2 separate regions of the Homo sapiens genome follow, and region 1 is linked to region 2. Evidence: chromatin contacts called from ENCODE Hi-C data. All regions are on one chromosome and are shown on one strand. The core of a region is the stretch at or near the end of the contact, and the rest is flanking DNA. Distances in the headings are between cores, read along the strand shown. Region 1 holds the start of STN1 (STN1 subunit of CST complex). Region 2 holds the start of CNNM2 (cyclin and CBS domain divalent metal cation transport mediator 2).

What was found. Hi-C counts contacts between places; a loop is a spot of excess contacts on that map. Pooled maps may share reads with other maps.
Region 1: a loop to region 2 is called in a map of naive thymus-derived CD4-positive, alpha-beta T cell, with 9 times the contacts of the local background. The contact joins the promoter of STN1 here to the promoter of CNNM2 in region 2. A Hi-C loop is called at or near these places in 1 of 168 maps with a recorded cell type or tissue (naive thymus-derived CD4-positive, alpha-beta T cell), 1 of 37 single-sample maps with no recorded cell type and 11 of 50 pooled maps.

The regions. Positions count from the first base shown.
Region 1 is chr10:103,913,854-103,919,996 of GRCh38, forward strand. STN1 (STN1 subunit of CST complex) reads right to left here and starts at 4,331. Exons shown (of 10, transcript NM_024928.5): 1 at 4,247-4,331; 2 at 3,609-3,803. The coding sequence starts at 3,741. RefSeq lists enhancers at 3,793-4,122, 3,982-4,627, 4,258-4,552 and a silencer at 4,293-4,642.
Region 2 is chr10:102,914,742-102,921,044 of GRCh38, forward strand. It overlaps CNNM2 (cyclin and CBS domain divalent metal cation transport mediator 2), which reads left to right and starts at 3,553. Exons shown (of 8, transcript NM_017649.5): 1 at 3,553-5,360. The coding sequence starts at 3,740. LOC107984265 (a long non-coding RNA gene) reads right to left here and starts at 3,594. Exons shown (of 3, transcript NR_160733.1): 1 at 3,427-3,594. RefSeq lists enhancers at 2,506-3,192, 3,193-3,879 and silencers at 3,349-3,528, 4,139-4,228.

The DNA.
Region 1 (6,143 bases), core at 3,081-5,580, 1.0 Mb after region 2:
GCAGCCCACAGAGGCCTAAAAGCATCAGAGGACCCCCTGGATCATCAGGCCCCCAAGAAGGAGGAGGGTCAAGCTATAAGGGTTCAGGGATCTAGGGTCACAGGCAGGTTGACTCGGATTTCAAGCAGCCAACCCTGAACATCCACAACCACAGCAAGACATTTGACTGTTTTCTCTTTTTAAAAGTACTTTTGATTGCTCTCTTTTTAGTTTAACTGCTGTTATTTAATCGATGCTATGTTATTTATGTTTGACAGCATTAAAACACCTAAGATAATCTTTTTCAACCAGATTTAATATAATTCTTATGAATATATTATTTCCACTTCATTGTACCCACTAGAATAATAGGATAAGTATTATATGCTGATTTAAATAAAAGAGTCACTATTATTTAACCCATCATTAAAGTTTGACATGGATAGAGATATTTAAAACAATAAATACGACTTCTGTATGTTATGAGCTATTATTAAAAATACATATATATATATATATATATATATATATATATATATATATTTTTTTTTTTTTTTTTTGAGACAGGGTCTTGCTCTGTTGTCCAGACTGGAAGGCAGTGGTACAATCACAGCTTACTGCAGCCTTGACCTTCCAGGCTAAAGTGATTCTCCCACCTCAGCCTCCTGACTAACTGGGACCATAGGTACTGCTTTTTAAAACTCAGACACGGGGTCTCACTTTGTTGCCCAGGCTGGTCTTGAACTCTGGGCTCAAGTGATCCTCCCGCCTTGGCCTCCCAAAGTGCTGGGATTACAGGCATGAGCCACTGTACCTGGGATACTTTTTTTTTAATGCAAAAAAAACCCAAAAACAAAACAAAACAAAAAGAACCCACACAAATCTAAATACCACCACAATCAAATTTCACAGTATTTTTCTTAGTTCAACTCTAAATTCAAATTTTGAGGAGCTGACGTTTTGCAATCATTTTGCAATGCAATTCTGATGCTAACTACTCAAAGATAGGTTAAATTTCACAGGTGAAGGGCACAGTCCCCAACAATACTGCCCTCATTTGAGTCATGAGTCCCAAGTTTTGTGAGAGTCCTCAGGCCAACTGCACTTCTGACCAACTGGTTATAAATTTGGGGGTCCCCAACACTCCCTCAGGTTTGATAATTTGCTAGAATGACTCACAGGACTCAGGAAGGTGCTATACTTATGATTATAGTTTTATCCATGAAGGATCCAAATCAGGGCCAGCCAAATGAAGAGATGCTAAGGCAGGGTCTGGGAGGGCACAAACACAAAGCTTCTGTGTCCTTGACACCTTGCCCCCTGACACACCAACACATGATTATCAACTAGGGAAGCTCATCTGACCCTCAGTGTCCAGAGTTTTTACTGAGGTCTCATAAGGTAGGCACAATTAACTGAATGATTGGCCACATAACTGAACTCAATCTCCAGCCCCACTCCCTTCCCAAAGGGTCAGACTGATATGATCTGGCTCAAAACCCCCAACTCTCTAATTGAACAGTTGGTCTTTTAGGCATAGACAGCCCCACCCCAAACTATCTAGGGATCCAGCATGAACCACCTGATTCGCATAAATTCAAGTGTGGTTCGAGAGGGCACCATGAATAATGATGACGCTCCTATCACTCAGGAAACTATAATAATTTAGATGTTACCCTGCAGGAACCAAGGGCAAAGGTCAGTGAAATTCTTTATCACACAACACATTCATTTCATATTTTATCATTTTTGGGGTTTGTCTTTGTTATTTTGTTTAAGATATTCTTTGCTGTTTAAACAATCCTAAATTTTATGTAGTCAAAAGTTTTGCCTTTATAGTAAATGGAACCAAACACAACAACAAAACAAAAACCTAGGAGTGGAATTCCCCACCCCCCAGAACACTATGGTATAGTCTAAAGCAGTGGTCCCCAACCTTTTTGACACCGGTTTTGTAGAAGACAATTTTTCCGGGGATGGGGGTTGGGGGAACGGTTTGGGGATGAAACTGTTCCACCTCAGATCATGAGGCATTAGATTATCCTAAGGAGTGTGCAACTAGATCCCTCACACGTGCAGTTCACAATAAGGTTTGCGCTCCTAAAAGAATGTAATGCCGCTGCTGATGTGACAGGATGTGGGGCTCAGGCAGTAATGCTCACTGGCCAACCACTCACTTCCTGCTGTGTGGCCCAGTTCCTAATGGCCATGTACCAGTAGTGGTCTGTGGTCCCAGGGGTTGGGGGCCCCAGGTCTAAAAGTATCCAATCTGTCAGCTGATGTCTGCTTTAACCGTGAGGTTTCATTTTTAAAACACCTTGGAAACATTCTCACCAGTGATAAATCAAAGATCACTGGTCCTGTTTTTGTTGGTTTGTTTTTAACACATCATAAAGTCTTTTGCCTACAGGTAGAGTTAAGCCCCTGTCATGTCCTTGGTACCTGTTTTCTCACCTGCAGAAGATCATTAAGCAAGGCTAGAATTTGGTGTGAATTAATTTCTTCCTGAAGAGATGAGCTATGAAGAAAACCAGACTGGAAAATGGAAAACTGTGGAGGAGGTTGGCTGCCTTCCAAGGGAAAACACAGACCATTTCCAACAATAATTAGGAAATAAAGGTGTGGCGAAAAATCTGTACAAAAGGCATTAGCATAAGGTCATCCAAATATATTTGTACATTTAACTGGAAACAAACAAAACCTTATCTCATTAAAACTGTGGATGCTTGAGATTCTTGACTACTTCTAACTCATAGTTTGTTATTCAGAAGGACCTTGACTGGAAAGCTTCACTCAAAATAGCAAAGAAAGTTTAACCAAACTTCTCAAATAGCACAGTAAACATGTGGCTATTTGTGAATTATTACACAGCTACGTGAATTATTTAAATCCACCCCAAACTATACTTGTTATATTTTTAGGTAAGATAAGCCTATCTCTAGTAGCCACTATTCTAATACAAAAAAAAAAAAAGAAAATTTAAACTTTACATGTATAATGCCTTGTTGCTTCAACTGCTATTTCTATTTGAGGGCCCACTATATGCCAGGCACTGTTCTAAGCCCTGGGATTACAAAGGTGAACAAGACAGATGATGTTCTTCCTCTCAGGGAGTTTATAATATTTTGATTCTGCTTAATTCAAAAGAAAACAAACCCCCTTTACATATCAGGAATCAAAAGATTCCATTACACAGGGTTAAGCTCCATTTTTACAAAGAAACCCAGACTTTGCAGAAGGTGAGTCACATGCCCGGACCAGGTAAGTGGCACATTTAGGAAAGGAGCCAGGCCTAGGAATATCTGGCCCAGCGATCTCTCCAACAGGAGCAGGGCCAAAGAAAAACAAATGAGCATTTTTAAGCATGAAAGACCCTAAATGGAGGTAAAAACCCCAGTACAAAAGTTACTCCCCCAAACACCTACTAAAAAAAAAAAAAAAAAAAAAAAGATTTAGACTGTTTTTTTTACCTTGCAAATAAATGAACTCATGCGAAGGTCCAGGCTAGGTCCCTTTCAAAGCCTGCAGCAGGGAAGGCTCTCCTAAAAGCCTCTAATCCCAGCTTTCTGAGACTTTGGGAAAGGGTGGCAGATGCAGCCCAGGGCATCCCAGGGTGGCTAGCCACATACCTGGCACCTGGCGGGACTCCTTCATGTCCAGGATATCCCTGATGTAGAGTTTTGCAAAGGCTAGAAACACAGGATCCAAACCCCACAAGAGGGAAGGGGTCTCCTCTTCACACCGGCTGGATCCAGGCTGCATCAAGAGGCAGGGCTGTGGCTTCCAGCTAACTCTGAAAGGTTCTGCATCACTGAGTCAAGCATCTAGATGGGACACAGAAATGAGGATGCAATGCGTTTAACGTGGGTCAAAGTGGCACGGCCCTGACGCTGCTCCCAGGTGGGCGTCCAGGACTCCAGGAGGGGTGAACGCAGGGATCCAGGGCCCTGTCAAACTCCATGCCACGGGGCGTGTTAAGAGGCGTTCCTCACGTCAGGACGCCTGCGTTCCTTACGGCTCTCCCGCTGTTCTCCTTCCCACAAAGCACCAACTTCGGAACGGCTAAACATCAACTTTCACTCTGGGAAGATACGTCTGTACAGGCGTAGCAGAAACCGCTTGGGGTCCCGGGAGGAACGGGCGCCCTCGCAGCCCTGCACGTGTTGGGGCATAGTGGATGGGTCTGACTGTCGCTCTGCCCTAAACTTTCCGCTTTTGGGGATGAGCCAAGAAAAGGAGGAAAAAAGATACTAAAAAATGGACCCACTTGTAGCCCCTCCCGCCGCCTGCAGCTCCAGGAGCCCTGAGACCTGGCCCTTCCGGCGCTCGGAGCCGCTGGCGGCGACGACCCCGCCCGGCGCAGGAGCAGTTGGCTGAGGTCGTCTCTGGAGTTCCGGCCTGAGCCCGCCCCCTGCCCCGCCAGGGACCAACCCCGGTCTCCCCGCCAGCGCATTTCCTTTCTGCTGCAGCGCCTCGCCACGGCTCCGCCCCATCTCTCCCGAAGTCCCGCCTCATCCCACCCAGACCCCACCCATCCCGCCGCGGCCACGCCCCATCCTGCCCGAAGCCCCGCCCCATCCCGCCCGAAGCCCCGCCCCATCCCGCCGCGGCCCAACCATCCGCTAGGCCCCATCCAGCCGAAGTCCAGCCCGTTCCGTGCCCCGCCTCAGCGCAGCGTACTTTTGGTTCAGGCAGCGCTGCAGCCCCGCCTTCGTGCTAGCCTCCACCGCTGAGGCCTAGGAGGCGACCTTGAAATTCCTGCAGTTCTAACGCCGCTCTTCTAGTCACCTTTCACCCCTCCTCCTGCTGGTGGCGGGACCCTGAACCTGGGCCTCCTAGAGGTTGGGTCAGGATCAGACTATTTTTCTTTTTGATTCCTGATATGTAAAACAGATAAAAAGTAAGCAGTGCCACGAGTGCATTGTGGCATATTTTAAATGTTCATTTACAGTTGGTAAGTGACCTGACTCACACACTTAGGACTCTAGTTTCACTTGGAGATGTCAATATCTAAATTTGAGCCCTCGAGTGAATGTGAGGTCTTGACTCTGCCAGAGACTAGCCGTGCAAAATCATGACAATACATTTTGTCTCCTTTACCCTTGTTCGGTCTACAGTCTGGAAGGTTGTACACTTAAGAACTTTGAAAAGCTGGCATTTTGGTAAATCATGGCCACCTTGATGGTGCTTAGTCTCCAGAATTTCTATTTTAAAGTGAGGAAAGATAGCCACGTTCCACTCCCATAAAGAGCTACGTTACCCGAGACGTCAGGAATTCTTCCTAATTTACAGAGACTCTGGAAAATGGCAGGGGAGTACAGATCACCCTGGCAGACCATTCCCGGGGGAGGCAGGTGGTGGCCAAAGAGATAATTGCTAAACTATTTATCAGAGAAGGAACTTGGAGCCGCTGGAATGGAAAGTGTGTGTGTCATTAGACCCATGGCATTTAATTACCTCCCCGGCCATTTAAGAAGCTCAAAAACAAGAGTCCTTGGTAAAATACATTGCCCAGATTCTACTGCAATGAACACTAGGAAATGTAGGGTTTAAGATTTAATTAAGAGAAGACACTGGCTGGGCGCGGTGGCTCACACCTGTAATCCCAACATTTTGTGAGGCCGAGGCGGGCAGATCACGAGGTCAGGAGTTCAAGACCAGGCAGGCCAATATACGGAAACCAACCCCCTCTCTACTAAAAATACAAAAATAGCCAAATGTGGTGGCGTGCGCCTGTAATCCCAGCTACTCGGGAGGCTGAGGCAGGAGAATCGCATGAACCTGGGAGACAGCGGTTGCAGTGAGCTGAGATCGGGCCATTGCACTCCAGCCTGGGTGACAGTGTGAGACTCTGCCTCAATTAAAAAAAAAAAAAAAAAAAGAGAGAGAGAGAAGATACCTTCTCTTATAGGAGGAAGGCCCTTGCAAAGAAAACACACCCAGTAGGACAGGTGCTTCCTGCTGACCTGTCAGATGGGGAGAGACAGGTTGAGTGACATTTTCCTGACTGTACACATCTGCTCCAGGGTGAAACCCAAAGGAGGAAATCACTACTAAGTGTCAGAGCCTGAGATGATTTCAGGAATAATGCTCATGGCGCTCAAGGGTAGAGTGTTGGATAAAAGAGCCCTCCTGGACTCCATGCTTACTGCCAGCCTTGGGAA
Region 2 (6,303 bases), core at 2,303-4,802:
TCTAGATTGCTCTGTGTGTCTTGAGTATACATGAAGAGTATAAACCCCCACCAACCATCCAGGATCATTCAGCAACCCTCTGTGTGAATTTGAGTTTTTTTTTTTTTTTAATATTGTAAGTTGTCTGGGTGTCCTTTCTGACCTTTTCTTCTATGAAGTCCTGAATTTCTAACTTGCTTCTAAATTGCTGAATGTCACATTGTCCTGTTGTAGCTTTCTCTGAAATGCACAGGAAATGTCTGTAGGGTTGGCAAGCTCCTCCTCCCCCGACTTCACTCCTATTCCACACATGTACTTTCAGCATTTGAGAGCCTGTCTTCTCTCTTAGCTCCCTTAAAAACATTTGTAGTATTTCCACTTTTTATGAAGTTAAAATGGTTTATTTTCAATCCACTGAGTTAGAAGGATCATGTCTATCCTTAACCTTTGCCAAATATCCTTAAAAATCATTTTTTTCTTGGGAAACTTCCATAATGCCATTCTTATAAATGCATGCCAAGCCTGAGCCTGTGGGTGGTTTTCTTCATCTGAACTTACTTTTCAAATATAGCAGTATGAGACTTGAGGTAGGGGAAGCAGCATCAGAAATGGAAGGGCTGGAAACTAGACTCAGGACATTGTTTAAAATAATCAGAATAAATACTTTCATTTATTTAACATTCTACATATATTGTTTTGAATATCTATCATTGGCCAGGCCTGGTGGCTCATACATGTAATCCCAGCACTTTGGGAGGCCAAGTAAGGAGGATCTCTTGAGGCAAGAAGTTTGAGACCAGCCTGGGAACATGGCGAAACCCTGTCTCTACTAAAAATTAAAAAAAAAATTAGGCAGATGTGGTGGCATGTGCCGGTAGTCCCAGCTACTTGGGAGGCTGAGCCCAGGAAGTGGAGACTGCAGTGAGCCATGATTGTGCCACTGCACTCCAGCCTGGATGACAGAGCGAGACCCTGTTTTGTTTGTTTGTTTTAAAAAAAGAATAAAGAATATCTAGGGCCAGGTGTGGTGGCTCATGCCTGTAATCCAGGCACTTTGGGAGGCCCAAATGGGTGGATCACCTGAGGTCCGGAGTTTGAGACCAGCCTAGCCAACATATAGTGAAATCTCGTCTCTACTAAAAATACAAAAATTAGCTGGGCGAAGTGGTGCATGCCTGTAGTCCCAGCTACTTGGGAAGCTGAGGCAAGAGAGAATCCTTTGAACCTAGGAGGCAGAGGTTGCAGTGAGCCGAGATCGCACCACTGCACTCCAGCCTGGGTGCCAGAATGAGACTCCATCTCTCTCTCTCAAAAAAAAAAAAGAAATATATATATATATATATATATATATATATATAAAATATATATGTATATAATATACATCTATCTATCTATATATCTACTATTCTTCTAGGCCCCTGTGATACAGCAGTGAACAAACAGACACACTTTCTGCCCTCAGGGAGCTTAAGTTCTAGTGGAAGAAGACAGATAACAAACCAAATCAATAATTTACATAGTGTATTAGAAAGTGATCTTTGCTTTCAAGAAAAATAAAGTAGACGCGGCATAGAGGGAGTGTTTTCCGCAAGTTTAAAATCAGATGGCTTTTGAGCAAAGCACTAAAGGAGGTGAACAACAAGGCTATGCTGACATCTGGGGGAAGAAAGTCCCAAGCCCAGGAAACAAACAGTAAGTGCAAAGGCTCGCAAGGGAAAATCCCTGGAGTGATGGAGAAACAGTTTGGAGAGAAATTAATTTGGCTTATTATCAGTCTCCTTCCACTAGGAGAGCAGCAGGTAATGAGGTCCGAGAAGTAACGGGAGGTAGCAGACCTTCGAGCCTAGTAGGATGTTGTAGGTCCTTTGGCTTTCTCTAGGATGAGATGGGAAGCCAATGGAGGCGTTTCAGCCAAGGGAGCAACAGAATCTCATGGACAAGATCACTTGCTGCTGGGTTGAGAAGGGAAAGGAACAGGTATCGAAGAGGAAAGATCAGTTAGGAGGCCACTGCAATCATTCCAGAAATTACTCATACCAGAAATTAATCAGAGACGTTTGATGCATTTACAAAAGCGGTGGTAGGGGGGCGCGGGATGTGCTTGTAGAATACAAAAGAGGTAGAGAAACATTAAACATTTTGAATGTTTTAAGTTTCTTTTTTTTCTTTTTTTTTTTTTGATACGGAGTCTCCCTGTGTCACCCAGGCTGGAGTGCAGTGGCGCGATCTCGGCTCACTGCAAGCTCCGCCTCCCGGGTTCACGCCATTCTCCTGCCTCAGCCTCTCCGAGTAGCTGGGACTACAGGCGCCCGCCACCATGCCCGGTTAATTTTTTGTATTTTTAGTAGAGACGGGGTTTCACCGTGGTCTACGATCTCCTGACCTCATGCTCCGCCCGCCTCGGCCTCCCAAAGTACTGGGATTACAAGCGTGAGCCACCAACGCCCGGCCTGAATGTTTTAAGTTTCAAGGAAAAGACCAATTTGGCAGCTACTCTGCTACCTCGTCACCTCCAGGTGACGTTGGGAGTACTGGGGAGCTAGGTTTCCAGAACTTTTTGCTCTTGAGTGACCTAAGACCCTAGCAGAGTTTGGTCAGTGTGATTAAGAATGAGCCTCTGTGGGTCTGTTTAGGATGCTTGCCCCCTCCCATTTCCTTAACTTGCCTGAATTCCTGCTGGGAATACAGATTCGGGGCCCTTCCCACTCTGTAAATATGGGAAAAGGTCTAGGAAGTATATACTCCTAGCAATAATATGTAGGGGTTCTATGACTAGGAAATTTGGGGAACTGTCCCCCTGACCGCTCCATCCGTAACTTCTGCACACCTTTTGGGGTACGCCGCCGACCTGGAAAGCGTTGCAGGGCGCTCATGCTGCCCGCAGGTGGCGCCACGTGATCGCGAGCCGCAGAGAGCCCGTACCCTAGGAGTCTCGAGGCGCGAGGACTGCTGGTCCGCAGCTGTGCCGGGGCCACCGACGCCGCTTACCCCGGCGGAGCGCCGCGCAGGTGGAGTTGGGGACAGCGGCCGGTGCCCCGGCTTTTTAGGCTGTGTGCATCCCAAGCCGCCTCTAGTTGGCTTCTCGGGCTTCCGGGGCAGGAGGGCGCGCGGCTTTGTGCCTACGAATTGAGAACTGGAGAGCCAGTAACCGGTGCACCGGGAACCTGCCGCCTTGCGCCGCAGGGCTTTAGTCCAAACCTGGCCGGTCCAGGCTCCGGGATCTACTACAGGGGCCCCTGGGGAGCGCGGGCCCCAGGGACGGCTCCTTCCCATTGGCAGCAGGACGGATGCCACGCCCCTTTTTCTTCAGCTCTCATCTTTGACTGGCTCTCGAGTCCCAGATGGCCACGCCCCCTCCCCTCGCACATACACAAGAGTCACGCGCCTTTCAGTTGGAAACTTGGCGTGCAGACGGGGACGGTGGCTCTCGTCGCCCCACCCACTTACCTTGCCATTGGTCCGCGGAGCGGCACACGGTCACGCCCCCATTCCAGCCCCCTGGCTGGGAGGGCGGGCACCCGCTTGTGATTGGCTGGTCGGCCTGCCTCTCGCGGGAGCAGCCGGCGCTCCTCTCCCTCCCTCTTTCCCTCCCGCGAGCCTCGGGGTTCCTCAGCTGGCTGAGGTGGAGTCAGTGTCAGTCAGGGAGGCGAACTGCTGAGCACTGGCCGCGGACGCTCCGTTGCAGTCTCGCCCAGGGGCCGGTACCTGCGCTCGCGCCGCCGGGTTGAAAGGATGAAGCCGCAGCTGGAGCAGCCACCCTATGATTGGCTGTGGCGCTTGTGAACCCAAAGTAAAGATGGCGGGCGGGCAGGCAGCCGCCGCACTGCCCACTTGGAAGATGGCGGCGCGCCGCAGCCTCAGCGCTCGCGGCCGGGGGATCCTGCAGGCGGCTGCGGGGCGGCTGCTGCCGCTGCTCCTGCTGAGCTGCTGCTGCGGTGCGGGCGGCTGCGCAGCGGTGGGCGAGAATGAGGAGACGGTGATCATCGGGCTGCGACTGGAGGACACGAACGACGTGTCGTTCATGGAAGGGGGGGCGCTGCGGGTGAGCGAACGGACCCGGGTCAAGCTGCGGGTGTACGGGCAGAACATCAATAACGAGACGTGGTCCCGCATCGCCTTCACCGAGCACGAGCGGCGGCGCCACAGCCCGGGGGAGCGCGGGCTGGGGGGCCCCGCGCCGCCAGAGCCGGACAGCGGCCCCCAGCGATGCGGCATCCGCACCTCAGACATCATCATCTTGCCCCACATCATTCTCAACCGCCGCACCTCGGGCATCATCGAGATCGAGATCAAACCGCTACGCAAGATGGAGAAGAGCAAGTCCTATTACCTGTGCACGTCGCTCTCCACGCCCGCCCTGGGCGCCGGCGGCTCGGGGTCCACGGGTGGCGCCGTCGGGGGCAAGGGTGGCTCGGGGGTGGCCGGGCTCCCGCCGCCCCCGTGGGCCGAGACCACCTGGATTTACCACGACGGCGAGGACACCAAGATGATCGTAGGCGAAGAGAAGAAGTTCCTGCTGCCCTTCTGGCTGCAGGTGATCTTCATTTCGCTGCTGCTGTGCCTGTCGGGCATGTTCAGCGGCCTCAACCTGGGGCTCATGGCCCTGGACCCGATGGAGCTGCGCATCGTGCAGAACTGCGGCACGGAGAAGGAGAAGAATTACGCCAAGCGCATCGAGCCGGTGCGCAGGCAGGGCAACTACCTGCTGTGCTCACTGCTGCTGGGCAACGTGCTGGTCAACACCACGCTCACCATCCTGCTCGACGACATCGCCGGCTCGGGCCTCGTGGCCGTGGTAGTCTCCACCATCGGTATCGTCATCTTCGGAGAGATCGTGCCCCAGGCCATCTGCTCCCGGCATGGCCTGGCTGTGGGGGCCAACACCATCTTCCTCACCAAGTTTTTCATGATGATGACCTTCCCCGCTTCCTACCCGGTCAGCAAGCTGCTGGACTGCGTCCTGGGCCAGGAGATAGGCACCGTCTATAACCGGGAAAAACTGCTGGAGATGCTCCGGGTCACCGATCCCTACAACGACCTCGTTAAGGAGGAGCTGAACATCATCCAAGGGGCGCTGGAGCTCCGCACCAAGACGGTGGAGGACGTGATGACCCCACTCCGGGACTGCTTCATGATCACCGGCGAAGCCATCCTGGACTTCAACACCATGTCTGAGATCATGGAGAGCGGCTACACCCGCATTCCAGTGTTTGAAGGGGAGCGCTCCAATATCGTGGACCTGCTGTTTGTCAAAGACTTGGCCTTCGTGGATCCCGATGACTGTACCCCCCTGAAAACCATCACCAAATTTTATAACCACCCCTTGCACTTTGTTTTCAATGACACCAAGTTGGACGCTATGCTGGAAGAATTTAAGAAAGGTGGGAAATTTTGGTCTCTTTCATTGGCTTGCTCTTTCTCTCTCCATCCTCCTCCCTACTTGAGTCCTCTACCCTCAGACCAACCCCCCAAGGCGAGTTGACCGGGATTTCTCCTTCTCCCTCTTAATTGCAAAGTTGAAAGGGTGGCGTGGATTTGGGGATGGATTGAACTAGTAAGTGCTACTAGGTTATTTTAAAGCACAAGACTGCCATCACTTACTTTTTCCCATTATCAAAAAGCAGGCTGTGTAATTTCTGTGCATGACACTTATTTATTTTTTTTTTTTTGGTCCCGTGTGTGGGCCTCTGTTCTTGAGGGGTCTGCCGCCTTCATTGTCTGGGTTCTCAGTGAGTAGGTGAAGGTAGGGGCTGGCTGATGCCATGCCATTTGGTGGACTTTAATCACAGGCATTTGGAAAACATGTAACTAGCTTTTGTAAACCCAGTGCAGTCCTTTTTCTCCTCCTTAAACATCCACACTGGCCTTTCAAAGATCGAAGTACATTTTCTATAGCTTCTGTTCCTGCTTGCCTGGCAACTTGTGGGGAAGATTGAGGTCTGCCTTTGAGGGTAAGGGGTGGGGTAAACTAAGTATCGCCAAAAAAAATCACCCATTTTGGATGTGACTTCTCTTAGCTAGAAAAGAGTTGTTGTTGTTGTTTTAAATTAAAGTTATTAATATGTAACTTGGAAAGATTAGAGGTTAGCCAGCCTTTTGTGAAGAGGCTGTATGTCCCGTAGCCTTCTTCACTATTTGTTTACATTTATCTGACAACAGTTACAGTTGCCCAAACCAAGTGTGATTTTGGCAGAAAGCTTGAACCTTTAACAGTGGGATGAATCCCTCTATTGGGGCTTATTTATTTCTTGACTCTTTCAGTTTAACGTGTTCTTTTTTTCCACCTTGATCATCCGATACATTAAGTTGAAGTATGTCTCCGTC